Linked DNA regions of Homo sapiens: region 2 is linked to region 1. Evidence: read pairs that join two places in POLR2A ChIA-PET (ENCODE). Cell type or tissue: GM12878. All regions are shown on one strand. Each heading gives the region's core, and the rest is flanking DNA. Links, peaks and the distances in the headings are about the cores only.

Region 1 (16,829 bases), core at 11,501-15,500:
TTTGTATTTTTATTGTTTTTGTTTTTTTCTTTTTTTTTGAGACAGAGTCTCGCAGTCGCCAGGCTGGAGTGCAATGGCGCGATCTCAGCTCACTGCAACCTCCACCTCCCGGGTTCAAGCGATTCTCCTGCCTCAGCCTCCAGAGTAGCTGGGATCACAGGCACGCACCACCATGCCCAGCTAATTTTTGTATTTTTAGTAGAGACGGGGTTTCACCATCTTGGCCAGGATGGTCTCGATCTCTTGACCTTGTGATCCGCCTGCCTCAGCTTCCCAAAGTGCTGGAATTATAGGCGTGAACCACCGTGCCCAGCCTAATTTTTGTATTTTTAGTAGAGATGGGGTTCACCATGTTGGCTAGGCTGGTCTCGAACTCCTGACCCAGGTGATCTGCCCGCCTTGGCCTCCCAAAGTGCTGGGATTACAGGCATCAGCCACCGCGCCTGGCCCTCAAACTAGTATTATTATGACTTTTTAAAAAAACGATCAACTGAAACCCCGAAGTTGTTTCCTCACAAGCTGTCATGAGGTTCTATTTCCCCATCCTGTACTTATATGGTTGCTTATCTAGACCAACGATTCTCTACCAGGGGTGATTCTTGCTCCCAGGGTCATTTGGCAGAGTCTGGAGACATTTTTGGTTGCTATGGGAGTGAGGGGGGAAGAGGGGTGCTCCTGGCATCTGGTGGGTGGAGGCCAGGGATGCTGCTCAGCACCCTGCAGTGCCCAGGTAGGTCCCATCCCAAAGAATGATCCGGCCCCAAATGCCTACAGTATCTAGGCTGGGAAACCCTGATTTAGACCCACGCGCAGGAATCTAAGCATCCCGGTACTCACTCTGTCACCTGGTGATTAAAGCCACCCCTATAGCTGTCTGTCATCTCCAGCTTTGATAAATAAGCTTTCTACATCTTTATCTTCCCAAATTACAAGTTAAATGACTGACCGAGACACAGCAGAGGACAGAACCGTGGGTGGCTTCCTACTAAGTTAACATCAGCCCATTAATTAACAGCTTTGTGAACTTCCATCCACCGATGAGCATGGCTAAAAGATGATTACCTCACGACCATCTTGTTTGTTTGTTTATTTTTTGGAGACAGAGTCTCGGCTGGAGTATAGTGGTATAATCATAGCTCACTGCAGCCCCAAACTCCTGGGGCTTAAGTAATCCTTCTCCCTATCTCCCAAGTAGCTGGAACTACAAGTGCACACCACCATGGCTAATTAAAAAAGATTTTTTTGCCGGGCGCAGTGGCTCACGCCTGTAATCCCAGCACTTTGGGAGGCCGAGGCAGGTGGATCACGAGGTCAGGAGATCGAAACCATCCTGGTCAACACGGTGAAACCCCGTGTCTACTAAAAATGCAAAAAATTAGCTGGGCATGGTGGCGGGCGCCTGTAGTCCCAGCTACTTGGGAGGCTGAGGCAGGAGAATGGCGTGAACCCAGGAGGTGGAGCTTGCAGTGAGCCGAGATCGTGCCACTGCACTCCAGCCTGGGCAACAGAGCAAGACTCTGTCTCAAAAAAAAAAGAAAAAAAAAAAAAAGCTTTTTGTTTTTTGTGTTTTTTTTGGTAGAGACAGGGTCTTGCCGTGTTGCCCAGGCTGGTTTTGAACTCCTGGGCTCAATCGATCCTCCTGCCTTGGCCTCCCACAGTGTTGGGATTGCAGGCATGAGCCACCATACCCAGCCCATAACTATCTTAATATCTCTGCGTGCTTCTGATCCTGCCCCCAAAAATATGGTGTGGGACGTGGTTAGATGCTTTCTATTTCCATGTGTTTGATCCTGATTCGCTGGCTGAAATGCCAAAGGTCACGGGAAACTGTGACTTGCTTTCCAGTTCTTGCAAGATCCTATAGTGTCAGATGCAACTAGTAAGGGGACTCCTCCAACTCAACAATAAAAAACAAATACTCCCATTCACAAATGGGCAAAGGATGTAAACAGACACGTCTCCAAAGAAGAGATACAAACGACCAGTCAGCACATGAAAAGACGCTCAACATCAGTAGTCACCAGGGAAACGCAAAGCAAAACCGCCCACTTCACACCCACTAAGATGGGATAATTTATTTTATTTACTTTTTTTTTTTTTTTGAGACAGAGTCTTGCTCTGTCACCCAGGCTCCAGTGCAGTGGCTCGATCTCAGTTCACTGCAACCTCCGCCTCCTGGGTTCAAGTGATTCTCCTGCCTCAGCCTCCTGAGTAGCTGGGATTACAGGCGCCTGCCACCACGCCCGGCTACTTTATGTATTTTTAGTAAAGACGGGGTTTTGCCATGTTGGCCAGGCTGGTCTGGAACTCCTGACCTCAGGTGATCCGCCCACCTTCGTCTCCCAAAGTGCTGGGATTACAGGCTGAGCCACCGTTCCTGGCCTAAAATGGTATAATTTAAAAAACCGAAAATTAAGTGTCTCGGTGAGAAGGCGGAGAAACCAGGACCCTCATACACTGCTGGTAGGAAGGTAAAATGGGGCAGCTGCTATGGAAGACAGCTTGGTGGTTCCTAAAAACCCTAGCATAGGCCGGGCGCGGTGGCTCACGCCTCTAATCCCAGCACTTTGGGAGGCCGAGGAGGCCGGAATACGAAGTCAGGAGTTCGAGACCAGCCTGACCAACACTAAAAATACAAAAATTAGCCGGGTGTGGTGGCGCGCCCCTGTAATCCCAGCTACTTGGGAGGCTGAGGCAGGAGAATTGCTTGAACCCGGGAGGCAGAGGTTGCAGTGAGCCAAGATCACGCCACTGCACTGCAGCCTGCGTGACAGAGCGAGACTCCATCTCAAAAAAAAAAAAGAAAAACCAAACAAAAAAACACAAAACATGGAAATAAGTGTGCATGTATAGATGAATGGATAAACAAAACGTGACATACACGCACACTGTAATATTATTCAGCCTTAAGAAGGAAGTTCTGACACACAGATGGACCTTGAGGACACTATGCTCAGTGAAATAAGCCAGTCACAAAAGAATACATCGTATGTGACTCCACTTCTAGGAGGTCCCTAGAGTTGTCAGATTCATAGAGACAGGAAGTAGAATGGTGGGTGCCAAGGGCTGGGGAGGGGGATGGAGAGTGAGTGTTTTATGAGGACAGAGTTGCAGCTTGGGAAGAGGAGAAAGTTCTAGAGATGGATGGTGGTGATGGTAGCATCAGCAATGTGTATGTGTTTAATGCCACCAACCTGTGCACTTAAAAAATGATTTTTTTAAAAAAAGATGCCACTTGGCTGGGCACGGTGGCTGACACCTGTCATCCCAGCACTTTGGGAGGCCGAGGTGGGCAGACCACTTGAGGTCAGGAGTTCAAGACCAGCCTGGCCAACATGGTGAAAGCCTGTGTCTACTAAAAATACAAAACTTAGCTGGACATGGTGGTGTGCACCTGTAATCCCATCTACTTGGGAGGCTGAGGCAGGAGAACTGCTTGAACCTGGGAGGTGGAGGTTGCAGTGAGCTGAGATCACACCACTGCCCTCCAGCCTGGGCAACAGGGCAAGACTCTGTCAAGAAAAGAAATAGAAAAGAAAAGGGAAGGGGAGGGGAGGGAAAGGGAAAGGGGAAGGGGAAGGGGAAGGGGAAGAGGTAGGGGAAAGGAACAGGAAGAAAAGAAGGAAAGAGAGAAGCTTGGTGTGCAACTTCATTTTTAACATATCTGACAAAAGAAAGTGCCTAAGGCCAGGTCTCAGGTGGAGAGGCCCTGCGCTGCCCAGGCTTGTTCTGAGATCCTCTGCTTCCTTTTGTGCAAATTTCACACTATTTTCTGGTATCAGGATGGAGGGACCTTCAATATCACCTATAGATATTGCAGATGCTGAAAAAGCATCTGCCTTGTGAGTATTTCTCTTGACACTGGGTACAGGCCAGATGCTGAAGTATAAGAGGTCCCAGCAAAACTATTCCACCCCCTGAGGCCTTCTTAGGAAGGGCAGTGCGTGGCATTTTTTAAACAATTATGTTAGTTCTATTGACTGGGCAGAAATCAAAATGACAAGGGTGAAAAACCTTTTTTTTTTTTTTTTTTTGAGATGGAGTCTCACGCTGCTGCCCAGGCTGGAGTGCAATAGCACAATCTCAGATCACTGCAACCTCTGCTTCTCAGGTTCAAGCGATTCTCGTGCCTCAGCCTCCCAAGTAAATGGGATTATAGGTGCATGCCACCACACCCAGCTAATTTTTTTATTTTTAGTAGAGATGGGGTTTTACCGTGTTGGCCAGGCTGGTCTCGAACTCCTGACCTCAGATGATCTGCCAGCCTCAGCCTCCCAAAGTGCTGGGATTTACAGGCGCGAACCACCATGCCCAGCCCCTGAAAAACATTTTGATGAAAAGAAGACTGATTCTGAAAACATTAATTCAGGTCTAGTTACATAGCTGAAATCTTCCAGAAAGCTGGAAGATTTATATACATATGTGTGTGTGTATGTATGTGTGTGTGTATATATATATATATTTCAAGCCAACAATTTTAATGTGGGAAATAAACAGCAAATAAATGTCAGCAGAGGTGACTCTAAGACGGACAGAGGAAACCAAACACCTGAGAGAGGCCGGGGGTTTCTCTTTCAGCAGATCAAAAGCAATCAGTCACAGGCGGAAGGCAGGGCAGCAAAACAGGTGTGCAGAATGCCAGAAAAAACCCTGTTTGCCTTCAATGGGCGGGGAAAGTATTCAAGGGCACTGCATTTCTGGAAAAAGGGAACTGCAATGATGTCAGGGCTGGTGAACCTTAGAAAAACCCTTCACAGGCCGGGCATGATGGCTCACGCCTGTAATCCCAGCACTTTGGGAGGCCAAGGCGGGTGGATCACGAGGTCAGGAGTTCAAGACCAACCTGGCCAACATGGTAAAACCCCATCTCTGCTAAAAAAAAAAAAAAAAAATACAAAAAAAATTAGCCGGGTGTGGTGGCAGGCACCTGTAATCCCAGCTACTTGGGAGGCTGAGGCAGGAGAATCGCTTGAACTTGGAGGGCGGAGGTTGCAGTAAGTAAGCTGAGGTTGCACCACTGCACTCCAGCCTAGGCGACAGAGTGAGACTCCATCTCAATAAAAAAAAAAAAAAAAGAAAGAAAGAAAGAAAAACCCCTCACAGGCCAGGCGCGATGGCTCACGCCTGTAATCCCAACACTCTGGGAGGCCGAGGTGGGCCTTGGCTCAAGTGTGAGTTCAGGTGTTTGAGACCAGCCTGGCCAACATGGTGAAACCCCGTGTTTACTAAAAAATACAAAAATACAAAAATTAGCTGGAGGTGGTGGCAGGCGCCTGTAATCCCAGCTACTTGGGAGGCTGAGGCAGGAGAATAGCTTGAACTCAGGAGGTGGAGGTTACAGTGAGCCGAGATTGTACCACTGCACTCCAGCTTGGGTGATAGAGTGGCCTCCAACTCAAAAAAAAAAAAAAAAGACTCTTCATTAGTTTCCAATCTAATCCAAACTCTCACAGAGGCCAACCTTTCCATAGCATGGACTGGGACTGCCATTAAGTCTTTTTTTTTTTTTTTTTTTTAAGAAACAGGGTCGGCCGGACGCGGTGGATCACAAGGTCAGGAGATCAAGACCATCCCGGCTGACATGGTGAAACCCAGTCTCTACTAAAAATACAAAAAATTAGCCGGGCGAGGTGGTGGGCGCCTGTAGTCCCAGCTTCTTGGGAGGCTGAGGTAGGAGAATGGCATGAACCCAGGAGGCGGAGCTTGCAGTGAGCCGAGAACACGCCACTGCACTCCAGCCTGGGCGACAGAGCGAGACTCCAACTCAAAAAAAAAAAAAAAAAAAAGAAACAGGGTCTTGCTCTTGCCCAGGCTGGAATGCAGTGGTGCAATCACGGCTCACTGCAGTCTCGAACTCCTGGACTCAAGCGATCTTCCTGCCTCAGCCTCCCAAGTAGCTGGGACTATAGGTGCACACTACCTACCTGTAGTCACCACGCGTGTGTAAGTTTATATATTTCTTTTTGTAGAGATGGGGTCTCACTATGTTGCCCAAGCTGGTCTTGAACTCTTGGGTTCAAGTGATCCTCCCGCCTTAGCCTCCCAAAGTGTGAGATTACAGGCGTGAGCCACTGCACTCAGCCGGTCTTGTTGTTTTCATCTGGGGGGACTCAAACTCTATGTTGAACACCCCCAGGCTTGCAAATACCACAACAGATCATTACTCCCTTAGAAAACACACTGCAGGATAAAGAGGGGCCCCTCAGGGAGCTGCTGCTCATGGATGGGCCCAGATTGTGAAGAGGTCAACCTGGGACACAGCTGCTAAGCTCATGAGACAGGTGAGGGCCTCCTGTTCCCTAACCCGCATCCCTCGCCAAATTTAGTCAGACCATTGTGGCCCTAGAAACAGAACTGTAAAAATGATGCGTCTACTGTAGGGGCTGGTGAACCCCTACTGTCTGTGGGCTGGCCACCTGTTTTTGTAAATAAAATTTTATCAGAACACGGCCACGCCCACTTGTTTCTCTGTTGTCTGTGGCTTCTTTTGAGTTGAGTGGCTGTGACAGAGGCTATGTGGGCTGCAAAGCCTGAAATATTTATTATCTGGCTCTTTCTCTTTTTTTTGAAACAGGGTCTCACTTTATCATCCAGGCTGGAGGCAGTGGTGCGATTTCGGCTCACTGCAACTTCAACCTCCCGAGTTCAAGCAATTCTCCTGTCTCACCCCCCAAGTAGCTGGGATTATAGGCATAAGCCACAATGCCTGGATAATTTTTGTATTTTTAGTAGAGATGGGGTTTCACCACGTTACCCAGGCTGGTCTCCAACTCCTGGGATCAAGTGATCTGCCCACCTCTGCCTCCTGAAATGCTGAGATTACAGGCGTGAGCCACTGCACCCAGCCTACTACCTCTTTTTTTTTTTTTTTTTTTTTTTTTTGAGACGGAGTCTCGCTCTGTTGCCCAGGCTGGAGTGCAGTGGCGCGGTCTCGGCTCACTGCAAGCTCCGCCTCCTGGGTTCACGCCATTCTCCTGCCTCAGCCTCCCGAGTAGCTGGGACTCCAGGCGCGGCCACCACGCCCGGCTAGTTTTTTTGTATTTTCAGTAGAGACGGGGTTTCACCGTTTTAGTCAAGATGGTCTTAATCTCCTGACCTCGTGATCCGCCCGTCTCGGCCTCTACCTAGCTCTTAACAGAAAAAATTTGCTGGCCCCTGGCCTACTATATCTAATTGGTTTGTTCTGGAAGGGAGAGCCTATTTCCAAGAATTCAAATGCAACCAGCTGGGCTCATGCAGTCTGGGAACTCCCAATGCTCTATCCCTGATGTGCAGAAGGAACCGGAATAAAAGGAGTGGCAAAGTGGATTCGCTGTGCAAAGTCATTACTGAATTCCAGACGCTTGAAATTGCCCATGCTGGGAGCAAACAGGCCACAAACAAGTAGCAAAGAGGTTGGTTTCTTTTTTTTTTTTTTTGAGACTCAGTCTCACTCTGTCACCCAGGCTGGGGTACAGTGGCTCAATCTCGGCTCGCTTCAACCCCCACCTCTTGGGTTCCAGCGATTCTCCTGCCTCAGCCTCCTGAGTAGCTGGGATTACAGGTGCCCGCCACCACACCCGGCTAATTTTTGCATTTTTAGTAGAGACGGGGTTTTCACCATGTTGGCCAGGCTGGTCTCGAACTCCTGACCTCAGGTGATCCACCCACCTTGGCCTCCCAAAGTGCTGGGATTACCAGCGTGAGCCACCATGCCTGGCCAGTGGTTGGTTTCTGAGCATCTCAAGTTCCCTACCATCCTGAGTATGATGGCTATAACCTTTTTTTTTTTTTTTTTTTGAGACGGAGTCTTGCCTTGTCGCCCAGGCTGGAGTGCAGTGGCACGATCTCCGCTCACTGCAAGCTCTGCTTCCCGGGTTCATGCCATTCTCCTGCCTCAGCCTCCCAAGTAGCTGGGACTACAGGCGCCCGCCACCACGCCCGGCTAATTTTTGTTTTTTTTTGTTTTTTTTTAGTAGAGACGGGGTTTCACTGTGTTAGCCAGGATGGTCTCAATCTCCTGACCTCATGATCCGCCCACCTCGGCCTCCCAAAGTGCTGGGATTACAGGCGTGAGCCACTGTGCCAGGTGGCTATAACTATTAATATAAGTCAGCAACCAGCTCCTACGCTAGGAAAATTCCAGAACCTTGCAAAGACCTTCATTAGCATTCCTTTTAGAACTGCAACAGTGTGAGCTTGAATATATTTTAACATATCCTGTGTCTCAAGGTCAGCTCGTAAGCTAGGTGCAGGGGAAGGCAGCTGGTACAGCTTTGTTTTTTGCCCTCTCTGAATCTATAACACTTTTGTGTTTGATGAAGGTGGTATCTGAATGCAGGGGAAGGAAAAGATTATATGGAGTATAGGCACACGGCCAGACATTTGACAGACTGTAATATCAGATTCCTACTCATACGTTTTGGCAAATTATATTCACAGAGAATTCAGATTTAGAAGCTTTTCAAAAAGAATCTGGAGGCCAGGTGTGGTGGCTCACGCTTGTAATCCCAGCACTTTGGGAGGCCGAGGTGGGTGGATCACCTGAGGTCAGGGGTTCGAGACCAGCCTGGCCAACATGGTGAAACCCTGTCTCTACTAAAAATACAAAAATTAGCCAAGCGTGGTGGCACGCGCCTGTAATCCCAGCTACCTGGGAGGCTGAGGCAGGAGAATCGCTTGAACCCAAGCGGATGGTGGAGGTTGCAGTGAGCCGAGATAGCGCCAACGCACTCCAGCCTAGGTGACAGAGCGAAACTCCGTCTCAATAACAACAACAACAAAAAGAATCTGGTGTTCTCCTGAAGACCTCCTCTTTCCTCTCTGCAATTAACTGGTTCTAAAGAGTGAGACCTTCTACATTTACTTCAACTTCAAAATACTGGAAAATCACTGTGTTGTAAAGAGCCTAAGAAATGAGTGCCAATAGCTTGTAAACTTGTTCTAGGCTGGGAATGGTGACTCCCACCTGGAATCCCGGTGTTTTGGGAGGCTGAAGCAGGATCCCTTGAGCCCAAGAGTTTAAGACCAGCCTGGGCAATATGGTGGAACCCCATCTCTACAAAACAGCATTACAAAAACCAACAATTAGCCAGGCGTGGTGGTGCATGCCTGTGGTCCCAGCTACTCAGGAGGCTGAGGCGGGAGGATTGCTTGAGCCTGGCAGGTAGAGGTTGCAGTGAGCTATGATCGCACCACTGCACTCCAGCCTGGGCAACAGAGCAAGACCCTGTTTCAAAAACAAAAACTAAAACAAAACAAATTTGTTGTTTACAAATCGCTAGAAATAGGAGGTTCCTGAAGTGGGCTGAACAGTGTCCCACCAAAATTCACGTCCACTAAGAACCCTGGAATATGGACTTCTTTGGAAAGAGAGCCTGGGGCAGAGGTCATTAGTTAAGGATCTCGGGATGAAATTTCGATTTAGGGTGGGCCCTAGAGCCTATGACTGGTGTCTGTGTAGAGAAAGGAGAGGGAGATTTAGAGACACAGATACAGAGGGGAAACACACACACAGGTGAAGGCCACGTGACCACGGAGGGTGTGGAATGACATGGCTACAAGCCGAGGAATCCCTAGGGCCACCTTTTAGAAGTTGGAAGAGGTCGCTGGGCGCGGTGGCTCACGCCTGTAATCCCAGCACTTTGGGAGGCTGAGGCGGGCGGATTGCCTGAGGTCAGGAGTTTGAGACCAGCCTGACTGACATGGTGAAACCTCGTGTCTACTAAAAATATAAAAAATAAGCTGGGCATAGTGGCGGGCACCTATAATCCCAGTTACTGGGGAGGCTGAGGCAGGAGAATCTCTTAAACTCAGTACACAGAGGTTGCAGTGAGCCAAGATCATGCCATTACACTCCAGCCTGGGTGAGTGAGACTCCATCTCAAAAAAATAAAAATAAAAATAAAGCACCCGAGTCTGTCGCACACAATAAAGGTGAGTTCGGTTTGGTAACACTTTGCATCCTATTATTGTACGTGTGCCCATTGGATCACGGTATAGAATGTTCTGTTTTTGGTCAAAACAAAAGCACCCATCTGAAGGAGCTACAAGAGAGTCCCTGAGGCCCCTGTCTTCAGGCCCAACCATCAGGCGAACCTTCCAGACCAATAGAGAGCTATCCTCATGCTAAAATACTCCAGGACTGGGATGTTCAGGTCGGATTAGCTCCACGATCTATCTAAAAGGCCTTTTAATAGAGACATGGCAAAACCCCATCTCTACTAAAAATACAAAAATTAGCCGGGTGTGGTGGTGGGCGCCTGTAATCCCAGTTACTGGGGAGGCTGAGGCAGGAGAATCACTTGAACCCGGGAGACGGAGATTGCAGTGAGCCGAGATTGAGCCACTGCCCTCCAGCCTGGGTGACAGAGCGAGACTCCATCTCAAAAAAAAAAAAAAAAAAAAGAGAGAGATCCTCCTGCCTCAGCCTCACAGAGCGGGTTTGCTTTGGGTTTCTACCTAACTGTGTTTCTCTTTTTTGTGACTTGACAACTGTTATCCAGATCAGTCGGTATTTACAGGACAACAGAGAACGCAGCCCGAGAAGCCCCTCGAGCATCTAACTGGCTCCCTGGAGCCAGGACAGGGAAGGGATCAACAATGAACACACAAGGTCAGGTCAACTCAGTGAAACGGCCCCAGGGCAGCCCGTACCTGCCTCTGGCAAGGTGCTCCTTACTATTCCTTCACATTTCTTCTTACAGATTACAAATAACTAGGCCAGGTGCAGTGGCTCACACCTCTAATCCCAGCACTCTGTGAGGCTGAGGCAGGAGGATCTCTTTTTTTTTTTTTGAGACGGAGTCTCGCTCTGTTGCCCAGGCTGACATGCACTGGCTCAATCTCGTCTGACTACAACCTCCGCCGCCTCCCGGGTTCAAGTGATTCTCCTGCCTCAGCCTCATCAGTAGCTGGGATTACAGGCACCAGCCACCACGCCTGGTTAATTTTTGTATTTTTAGTAGACATGAGGTTTTGCCATGTTGGCCAGGCAGGTCTTGAACTCCCAACCTCAGGTGATCTGCCTGCCTTGGCCTCCCAAAGTGCTGGGATTACAGGTGTGAGTCATTGAGCCCAGCAGGAGGATCTCTTGAGCCAAGGAGTTCAAGACCAGCCTGGGCAACACGGCGAGGCTTCATCTCTACAAAAAATAAAAAATTAGCCGGGCACGGTGGCGCACACCTGTAGTGCCAGCTACTTAGGAGGACAAAGCGGGAGGATTGCTTGCGCCCAGGACGTCAAGGCTTCAGTGAGCTGTGATTCCTCTATCCTGGGCAACAGAGCAAGACCGTCTCAAAAAAAAAAAAAAGAAAGAAAGAAAGAAAGAAAGAAAAAGCTAAGTTTAGGCAACAACGTAAATGAACCTTGCAATCGTTATGCTAAGTAAAAGAAGTCACATTAATACATCAAGTATACTGTAAGATTCCACTGATATGAAAAGTCTAGAATAGACAGATCTAGAGACAGAAAGTAGGGTCGTGGCTGCTGGGGGCTGGGAGGATGGGGGAATGGGCAGTGAAAGCTATGGGTGTGAGCTTTTCTTGTGGGTGATGACAATGTTCTGAAATTATAGTAGTGACAGCTGCACCACTCTGTGAACATAGTAAAAATCACTGATTTGGCCGGGTGTGGTGGGCTCACGCCTGTAATCCCACCACTTTGGGAGGCCAAGGCGGGCGGATTGCTTGAGGTCAGGAGGCCTGCACCTGTAGCCCCAGCTACTTGGGAGGCTGAGGCAAGAGAATTGCTTGAACCCAGGAGGCGGAGGTTACAGTGAGCCGAGATCGCGCCACTGTACTCTAGCCTGGGTGACAGAGTGAGATTCTGTCTCAGAAAAGACAAAACAAACACATTGAATTGTACACTGTAAAAGGGTGAGTTCTGTGGTATGTGAATCACATTATCCCAATTTTAAATTTGCTATAATATAACATAAATTGTGATCATATAATTATCTTGGCCAGCAGCAGCTGGTCAAGAGGGCTTTCTGGGTCATGCCTGGGCTATACCTGCTCCGAGGCTCTCACTTTGTCACACTGGATGGTACAGACACACTTTGTAACCTTCTCCTACGTGGTCCTACATGGCAGGGACCAGCGCATGGGCACACTGACATCTCCTGGGCATTAGGCAATCTATTAACCTAGCCCCACACCACTTACGGGGCAAGCTGGTCCCCTTTCCTTTAGGGTTCTCTTAGCTTTACCCCCCAGTCTTCCTGCCACTCAGTCTCAAACCATTCCTTAAAATTCTGTCCCATTGCCACTGTGCTTCCAGTTCTTATTCCATCTCTTCCTCTCTTTGTAACTGCTTTATTGAGATAGAATTATCATACCACACAACTCACCCTTTGACAGCATCCAATTCAATGGTTCTTAGTATGTTCACAGAGTTCTGCATCTGTCATCACAATCTATTTTATGTATTTATTCATTTTATTTTTTGAGACAGAGTCTCGCTCAGTTGCCCAGGCTGAAGTGCAGTGGCAGGATCTCGGCTCACTGCAACCTCCGTCTCTGGGGTTCAGGCAATTCTCATGCCTCAGCCTCCGGAGGAGCTGGGTCTACAGGCACGCACCACCACACCTGGCTAATTTTTGTATTTTTAGTAGAGATTGGGCTTCACCATGTTGGCCAGGCTGGTCTCGAACTCCTGACGTTGTGATCTGCCCGTCTTGGCCTCCCAAAGTGCTGGGATTACAGGCATGAGCCACTGCGCCCAGCCTACAGTCAATTTTAGAATGCCTTCATCACCTCAAAAAGAAACCCCATTACCTTGGCCATTACTCCCCACTCCACTACCCCCAGCCTGTGGCAACCACTAATCCACTTTCTGTCCTTGTGGATTTGCCTGTTGTATACATTTCATATAAATGGAATCATACAGCAGGTGGCCTTTGGGGACTGGCTTCTTCCACTGAGCAAGTTTTTTCCAGGTCCATCTCTGTATCGGAACTTCTTTTTCATGGCCAAGTAATATTCCACAGTATGGCGGGACCACATTTTATGTATCCGTTCCTCAGCTGATGAACATTTAGGTTGTCTCTGCTTTCTGGCTACTTGGAATAATGCTACTATGAACATTCCTCTGCAAGTGTTTGTGTAGACCTATGTTTTCATTTGCCTTAGGAACCTACAGAGGAACAGAATTGCTGGGTTAACTCAAGGTTTAAGCTTTGGAGGAACTGCCTGTTTCCCAAGGCAGCTACACCAACCTATATTCCCACCAGCAGTGTATGAGGGTTCCAATTTTTCCATCTTCCCATCTCTCTTAGGGATGGGCACAATGGCTCATGCCTATAATCCCAGCACTTTGGGAAGCCAAGGCAGGCAGATTGCTTGAGTTCAGGAGTTCAAGACCAGCCTGGGCAACATGGTAAGACCCCTGTCTCTCCAAAAAATAAAAAAAAATTAGCCAGGCGTGATGGTGTGTGCCTGTGGTTCCAGCTATTTGGGAGGCTGAGGTGGGAGGATCACTTGAGCCCAGGAGGTTGAGGCTGCAGTGGGCTATGATTGTGACACTGCACTCCAGCCTGGGCGACAGGGCAAGACCCTGACTCAAAACCAAAACAAACAAAACCTCATTGGTTAGGAGCCCCCAAGTGGACATCACAAAGGGTCACACGGACCCACCACTGGCCACCACACCCTGGCATTGTCAGCGCTACAGAGCTGATCCCTTGCTGCCTCCAGCGCCCAAGGATGCTGAAATCCTTTGCTCTACATTCTACCTGGTCCGTCACTATCCATTTCACCCCCGTAAGGGAACTAATGAGTCCAGTAATCCCCATTGTGGATAACTTCCCAACTTACTATGGTTTCTAAATTCAATTTTGCTCTTCAAATGAAACGTCAGCAAATTAGAGGTATCCCTACACAGAGTGTAACTGGGATGTCCCTGTATGCAAGATGATGCTAGATTCCTGCCAAGTAATCTGACATGGTCCTCCCCTCCTTCCATCCCACACTGCAATGAGAGAGCACCTGCTCAGGACTCCCTCTTTTCATTTATAAATATTTATTTATTTAGAGATAGGGTCTTGCTCTGTTGCCAAGGCTAGAGTGCAGTGGTGTAATCACAGCTCTCTGCAGCCTTGACCTCCCAAGGCTCAAGCAATCCTTCCATTCCAGCCTCCCAAGTAGCTGGGGCCAGAGGTGTGAGCCATCACACCTTGCCAATTTTTCAATTTTTTGTAGAGATAGGATTCTTGCTATGCTATCCAGGCTGGTCTTGAACTCCTGGCCTGAAGTAGTCCTCCTGCCTCAGCCTTCCAAAGTACTGGGATTACAGGTGTGAGCTGCTGTGCCCGGCCAATTTTTGTTTTCATTTTTGAGCTGAGACTTTCTCCAGACCAACTCCCTCTTTTCACTTTCTCTCCTCCTGAAACCCACCCATAAGAATGATGAACTGAGCCAGGTATGGTGGCTGATGCTTGTAGTCCCAGCTACTCAGGAGGCTAAGGCAGGAGGAACACTTTAACCCAGGAGTTTGCATTTAGCCTGGACAACACAGCAAGACCCTGTTTTTTTAAAAAAATAATAAGATGTCCTGGAATTAAATACTGATGACTGTTGCTTAACTCTGTGAATATCCTAAAACACACCAAATGGTACACTTTTAAAAGGTGAATTTTATGCTGTGCTAATTATATTTCAATAAAGCTGCTGTATTAAAAAAGTGACGTGAATTAAAAATGTAACCATCCACCATCCACAATGTGTTAAACGTGTACTGTTAGTGAAACCTTTAGAATATATATTTTTTCAATATATGACCATAAATCAGTGTATGAAGCCGTGCATGGTGACTCACATCTATAATACCAACACTTTGGGAGACAAAGGTAGGAGGATCGCTTGAGCCCATGAGTTTGAGACCAGCCTGGGCAACCCTATCTCTAACACACACACAAAAATACAAAAATTAATTGGGCGCGGTGGTACGCACCTATAGTCCTAGCTCCTTGGGAGGCTGAAGTGGGAGGATTGCTTGAGCCTAGGAGGTCGAGGCTGTAGTGAGCTGTGATCGTACCACTGCTCTCCAGCCCAGGTGATAAGAGCGAAACTCTGTCTCAAAAAAAAAAAAAAAAGGCGTGGTGGCTCACGCCTGTAATCCCAGCACTTTGGGAGGCGAAGTGGGCGGATCACGAGGTCAGGAAATCGAGACCATCCTGGCTAACACGGTGAAACCCAATCTCTACTAAAAATACAAAAAATTAGCCAGGCGTGGTGGCAGGCACCTGTAGTCCCAGCTACTCGGTAGGCTGAGGCAGGAGAATGGCGTGAACCCGGAGGTGGAGCTTGCAGTGGGCCAAGATCGCGCCACTGCACTCCAGGCTGGGGCACAGAGCAAAACTCTGTCTCAAAAAAAAAAAAGAAGGAAAAAAAAACATTAGTGTATCTACTGCTTTGAACATATTGAACATAATCAGACTAGAACTCTATACTCAGTTGAAACTATGAATCTATCTCTGACAAAAGCAGAGAAGCAAGCAAATTTAATTTAGTTCACATACAACTTAATTTGCATCACAAAAATGAGAACAACTGCTGTCACCGAATGCTCTCGGAGGACATTATTTTACCCAGTTTCCCTCCCTCACCCAGTCAGCCACAATCCTCCCCTCAAAAAATTCCTCCAGGCAGCTGCGAGGCTTCCACTGGTGCTGTTTTGCACCTAGAGAGAGGGTTTTCAAACACAGTAGTTCTTGACCGTCTCAGGGGGAAAGTAAAGTTTACCTAACAAATAACAAAGAAACAGCGATTGGCTGGACTTCATATAAGGTCTCTGGGCTTTTAAATGATTTTCAGAGAGGTGGCAGCAAAAATGTTTTGTAAGTCATAGAGTTTGAAGAGATAGAAACATGACCCAGGATGAGTGAGAATGAGGGAGATCTTGACACACGATCTGAGCTATGTTAAACATGTGCTAGGTAAACACCCAGGGAGGCACAGCCAGTCACCACGGCCCTGGCCCACAAAGGGCAATGGCCTTGAAGCCGTAATTGCTACTGTGTGACAAGAATGAAAATTATACTACAGCTATGCCAGAAACAATGTATGTGCTACTTCCCCTTTCAAAGTGGGGACATTCTCAAGTCGATTTAAGCAAGAAAGAGAGAAGGAACCAAAGAATCTCTTTTCTTTCTTTCTTTATTTTTTTTTTTTTTTTTGAGACAGAGTCTAGCTCTGTTGCCCAGGCTGGAGTGCAATGGCGTGATCTCGGCTCACTGCAACCTCTGCCTTGCGGGTTCAAGCGATTCTCCTGCCTCAGCCTCCCAAGTAGCTGGGATTACAGGCGCAGGCCACCACGCCCAGCTAATTTTTGTATTTCTTAGTAGAGATGGGGTTTCACCCTGTTGGCCAGGCTGGTCTCGAACTCCTGGCCTCTCTGCCCACCTCGACCTCCCAAGGTGTTGGGATTACAGGTGTGAGCCATGGTGCCCGGTCTCTTTTCTGCTTCTCTAAGGTATGCCATTTAAAAATGAAATATGACCGGGCGTGGTGGCTCATGCATGTAATCTCAGCTCTCTTGGAGGCCAAGGAGGGGATATTACCTGAGGTCAGGAGTTCGACATCAGCCTGGCCAACATGGCGAAACCCCGCCTCTACTAAAAATACAAAAAATTAGCTGGGCGTGGTGGCACACACCTGTAATCCCAGCTACTCGGGAGGCTGAGGCGAAATTGCTTAAACTTGGGAGGCGGAGGTTGTAGTGAGCCAAGATCACACCACTGCACTCCAGCCTGGGCGCCAGAGCGAGACCGTCTCAAAAAACAAAAGGAAAAAGAAAAAGGAAACACACTTTGAAGTATATATACACAGTGGCATGATTAAATCTAGCTTAGT
Region 2 (4,000 bases), core at 1-4,000, 290 kb before region 1:
CGGGCGTGTTGGCAAATGTGACGGCACGCACGTGTGACGTGAGGCAGCATGTCTATACGTTTGTGTGACCCGAGTGTCATCGGGAGGACACAAAGATATAAGCGCAGGGTGGGGAGTGTGCTTGGATGCGAGGCAGAGGTGTGCGTGATGACGGAAATAGGACTAAGTTTCTGATGGGGCAGGACACACAGAGCATACATAAAACACCGCTTATTTTATTTTTTAAGAGAAGGGGTCTTGGCCAGGCGCGGTGGCTCACACCTGTAATCCCAGCACTTTGAGAGGCCGAGGCGGGTGGATCACCTGAGGTCAGGAGTTCGAGACCAGCCTGACCAACATGGTGAAACCCCGTCTCCACTAAAAATACAAAAATTAGCTGGACGCGGTGGCTCACGCTTGTAATCCCAGCACTTAGGGAGGTCGAGGCGGATAGATTATGTGAGGTCAGGAGTTCGAGACCAGTCTGACCAACATGATGAAACCCCCATCTCTACTAAAACTACAAAAATTAGCTGGGTGTAGTGGTGCGTGCCTGTAGTCCCAGCTACTCGGGAGGCTGAGACAGGACAATTGCTTGAACCCGGGAGGTGGAGGTTGCAGTGAGCCAAGATCACGCCACTGCACTCCAGCCTGGCGACAGAGCGAGACTCCATCTCAATAAAAATTTTAAAAAATTAACCGGGTGTGGTGGCGGGCATACGTAATCCTAGCTACTTGGGAGGCTGAGGCACAAGAATCACTTGAACCCGGGAGGCAGAGGTTGCAGTGAGCCGAGATCATGCTGTCTTCGCACCACTGCATTCCAGGGCAACAGAGCGAGACTCTGTCTCAAAAAAAAAAAAAAAAAAAAAAAAGAGAGAGATGGAGTCTTACTCTTTTGCCCAGGCTGAAATGCAGTGGTGCAATCATAGCTTACTGCAGCCTCCAACTCCTGGGCTCAAGAGATCCTCCCACCTCAGCTTCCAGAGTAGCTGAGACTACGAGTGTGTGCCACCACGCCAGGCTAATTTTTTATTTTCCTGTAGCCACAGTGTCTCACTTTGTTACCCAGGTTGGTCTTGAACTCCTGGACTCCAGCGATCATTCCGCCTCAGTCTCCCAAAGTGCTGGGATTACAGGCATAAGTCATTGCACCTGGCCCTAGCTAATTTTTTTATTTTTTGTAGCGACAGGATCTCGCTATGTTGCCCAGGCTGGTCCTGAACTCCTGGGCTCCAGCAATCCTCTCGCCTCGGCCTCCCAAAATGCTGAGATTACAGGCATGAGCCATCTTGCCTGGCAATTTCTTTCTGATTCCAACTGTGTCCTTTCACAGATTTGGAGACTCCTACAATTTTTTTCCTCTTCTGCGTTAAAGCAGTCCAGTGTTGACCCTCGCTGGGTTCTCCTTGCTGGTGTCCTCTGCCTGATGTGGCCCAGTGAGGAGTTATTAGTAGGATTCTCATACACATAGCCTTCCTGGTAGATTGTCTGACCAGGGCAGGGAGCCAGACGGGGGTAATGTCTGCAGTGATGGGACAATGGAGATGGTGGCCTCTTTCCCAGGGGTGGCAGTAATGGAGGCAGTGTTGACCTCAGGAGGCTAGCAGGCTGCAGAGAGAGCAGACATTCAGTCACTGTACCCTTAATGTGGGGTAGGGACCAGGTGCACTGGCTCACGCCTATAGTCCCAGCACTTTGGGAGGCCGAGGCAGGAGGATCACTTGAGTCCAGGAGTTTGAGACCAGCCTAGGCAACACAGCAAGATCCTGCCTCAACAAAAACATGAAAAAATTAGCCAGATGTGGTGATGTGTACCTGTAGTCTCATCTACTCCGGAGGCTGAGGTGGGAGGATCACCTGAGCCCAGGAGTTTGAGGCTGCGGTGAGCTAGGATTGAGCCACTGCACTCCAGCCTGGGCAACAGAGTGGGACCTTGCCTCTGAAGAAAAAAAAAATTACTGTACGGTAGGAACTGGGGTTTTACAGCCCTGCCGTTCCGCCAGCTAATGCCCCCACCCTTGATTTTTGGTCTTTGACCTCTGGGAAGCCCCAGCTGCCCTAACTGGGGCAGAGAAGAGGAAGTTTCTGTGCTTGGTGTGATGGAGTCCCATCCCCTGGGATGTGAAGTGGCTTTGGGAATCCCAGCCAGAAACCTCAGTGTGGTCCCTCAGGGAGAGGCACAGGGGAAGAGCACTCTGGACCATGACAACTTCTGACAGGTCACCTCCTAATTCTTCCCCAGTCCCTGAAGTCTCCCCGAAATCCAGCCCCACAGCCTGGGATCTGAGCCTGGCTCTGAGGTTGTCTCTGGGTGACTATGTAACAAACAACCAAGACACCTTCCCCTGAAGTTTTCTTTGAGGGCTCAGAAATGTCCTCTTCCTGGTTTTGGGGTTTGGGTTTTTGTCGTTGTTGTTTTTGTTGTTCAGAGACAGGGCCTGGTTCTGTCACCAAGGCTGGAGTGCAGTGGCACAATCATGGCTCACTACGGCCTCAAACTCCTGGGGTCAAGTGATCCTCTCATCTTGGCCTCCCAAATCGCTAGGATTACAAGTATGAGCCACTGCACCTGGCCACCTCTTCCTGTTTTAACGCTGCACCTCCAGAGGGCTGAGTACTGGTTACCATTTCATGGGTGAGAAGCACACTCATCTCAAGCTACTGCAGACCCTAAGCTCCTTAGAAAAATCTGACCATGTGAGGGTGGGCGTGGTGGCTCACGCCTGTAATCCCAGCATTTTGGGAGGCCGAGGCAGGAGGATCACTTGAGCCCAGGAGTTCGAGACTGGCCTGGGCAAGATGATGAGACCCTGCCTCTTTAAAAAAAAAAAAAAAAAAATCTGTGGCTGGGCATGGTGGCTCATGCCTGTAATCCCAGCACTTTGGGAGGCCGAGGCAGGTGGATCACATGAGGTCAGGAGATCGAGACCAGCCTGACCAACATGGTGAAACCCCGTCTCTACTAAAAATATAAAAATTAGCTGGGCATGGTGGTGCACGCCTGTAATCCCAGCTACTTGGGAGGCTAAGGCAGGAGAATTGCTTGAACCCGGGAGGTGCAGGTTGCAGTGAGCCGAGATAGCGCCACTGTACTCTGGCCTGGGAGACAGAGCAAGACTCTGTCTCAAAACAAAACAAAACAAAACAAAAAACATCTGACCACGTGTAGTGGAACCTTCCCTGCATATCACTATAGGAAAACCTACTTACTTAAAGCGGGTTTTTGCTATGTTGCCCAGGCTGGTCTCAAACTCCTGGGCTCAAGCGATCCTCCTGCCTCAGCCTCCCAAGTAGCTGGGATTACAGGTGCACACCACTGCTGAAAATCTATTTTGAAGCAAGAAAGATTTGATCCAGTAAGAGTGGGTTTAACCTTCCACCTGGGAGGCGATAGCAACAATGTCTGGGAGTTTCACTGCGGTGGGGGGAAGGGGAGAAAGAGACCATATTGAGGGATTGTGGGACCTAGTCTTGCAATCCCATTGGCTCTCCTGACCAAAGCCTCCCACTGGAAGAAAATCATCACAATTTCCCAGACATTGGCTAGGAGTGCTGGTTTGGCGGGTTCTGCCAGTGATGATGACCAGGGCTGTTGGTAGGGATGGTGCTTGGGGAAAGTAATCGCTGGTGGACCTGGCCACAGCACTGGTTTTGCTGTCGGTGCCAGTGATGAAGACACGGCTGGTGTGGTTGGTAAAGATGGTGTTGGCTGTGGTGTGGGTGGTGGAGATAAGCTGCTGCTGGTGGTGGGTACCTCTGTTAATGATGTCGGTGATGAAGGTGTTGCTGACCTTGGAGGGGTTTGTTGGTGGTTGAAGTGCTGCTGGCCATGAGGTGTTTGTCATGATGGGGTTGGTGGCTGAGGCACTGTTGGCTATGAGGTGTTTGTGGTGATGATGGTGGTTGAAGTGTTATTGGATATGAAGGTGTTTGTGGTGACAGTGATGGCCGCTGACGTGCTGCTGGTCATGGTGTTGGTGATTGAAGTATTGCTGGCCATGGATGTATTTATGGTAAT

Evidence for each region. ChIA-PET counts read pairs that join two places held together with the same protein. Peaks named below come from ENCODE experiments on the same cell type or tissue, not always from the same donor. Only the 100,000 strongest peaks of a DNase experiment are listed, where the experiment ranks them.
Region 2: POLR2A ChIA-PET joins it to region 1 with 5 read pairs; 2 of 35 experiments call an interaction of 5 or more read pairs at or near these places.

The regions. Positions count from the first base shown.
Region 1 is chr19:7,398,015-7,414,843 of GRCh38, reverse strand. The region is part of intron 10 of ARHGEF18 (Rho/Rac guanine nucleotide exchange factor 18); the gene reads right to left. Among named protein-coding and RNA genes, the nearest start is that of ARHGEF18-AS1, 11 kb to the right of the region's middle. RefSeq lists silencers at 4,695-4,834, 14,994-15,194 and enhancers at 15,832-16,336, 16,337-16,829. In GM12878, for the core only: no CTCF peak of the experiment used is centred there; no DNase peak of the experiment used is centred there; H3K4me3 peaks cover 31 bases; H3K27ac peaks cover 278 bases.
Region 2 is chr19:7,692,775-7,696,774 of GRCh38, reverse strand. The region is part of intron 8 of FCER2 (Fc epsilon receptor II); the gene reads left to right. Among named protein-coding and RNA genes, the nearest start is that of FCER2, 7.4 kb to the left of the region's middle. In GM12878, for the core only: no CTCF peak of the experiment used is centred there; a DNase peak (open chromatin) is centred at 2,057; H3K4me3 peaks cover 3,540 bases; H3K27ac peaks cover 1,401 bases.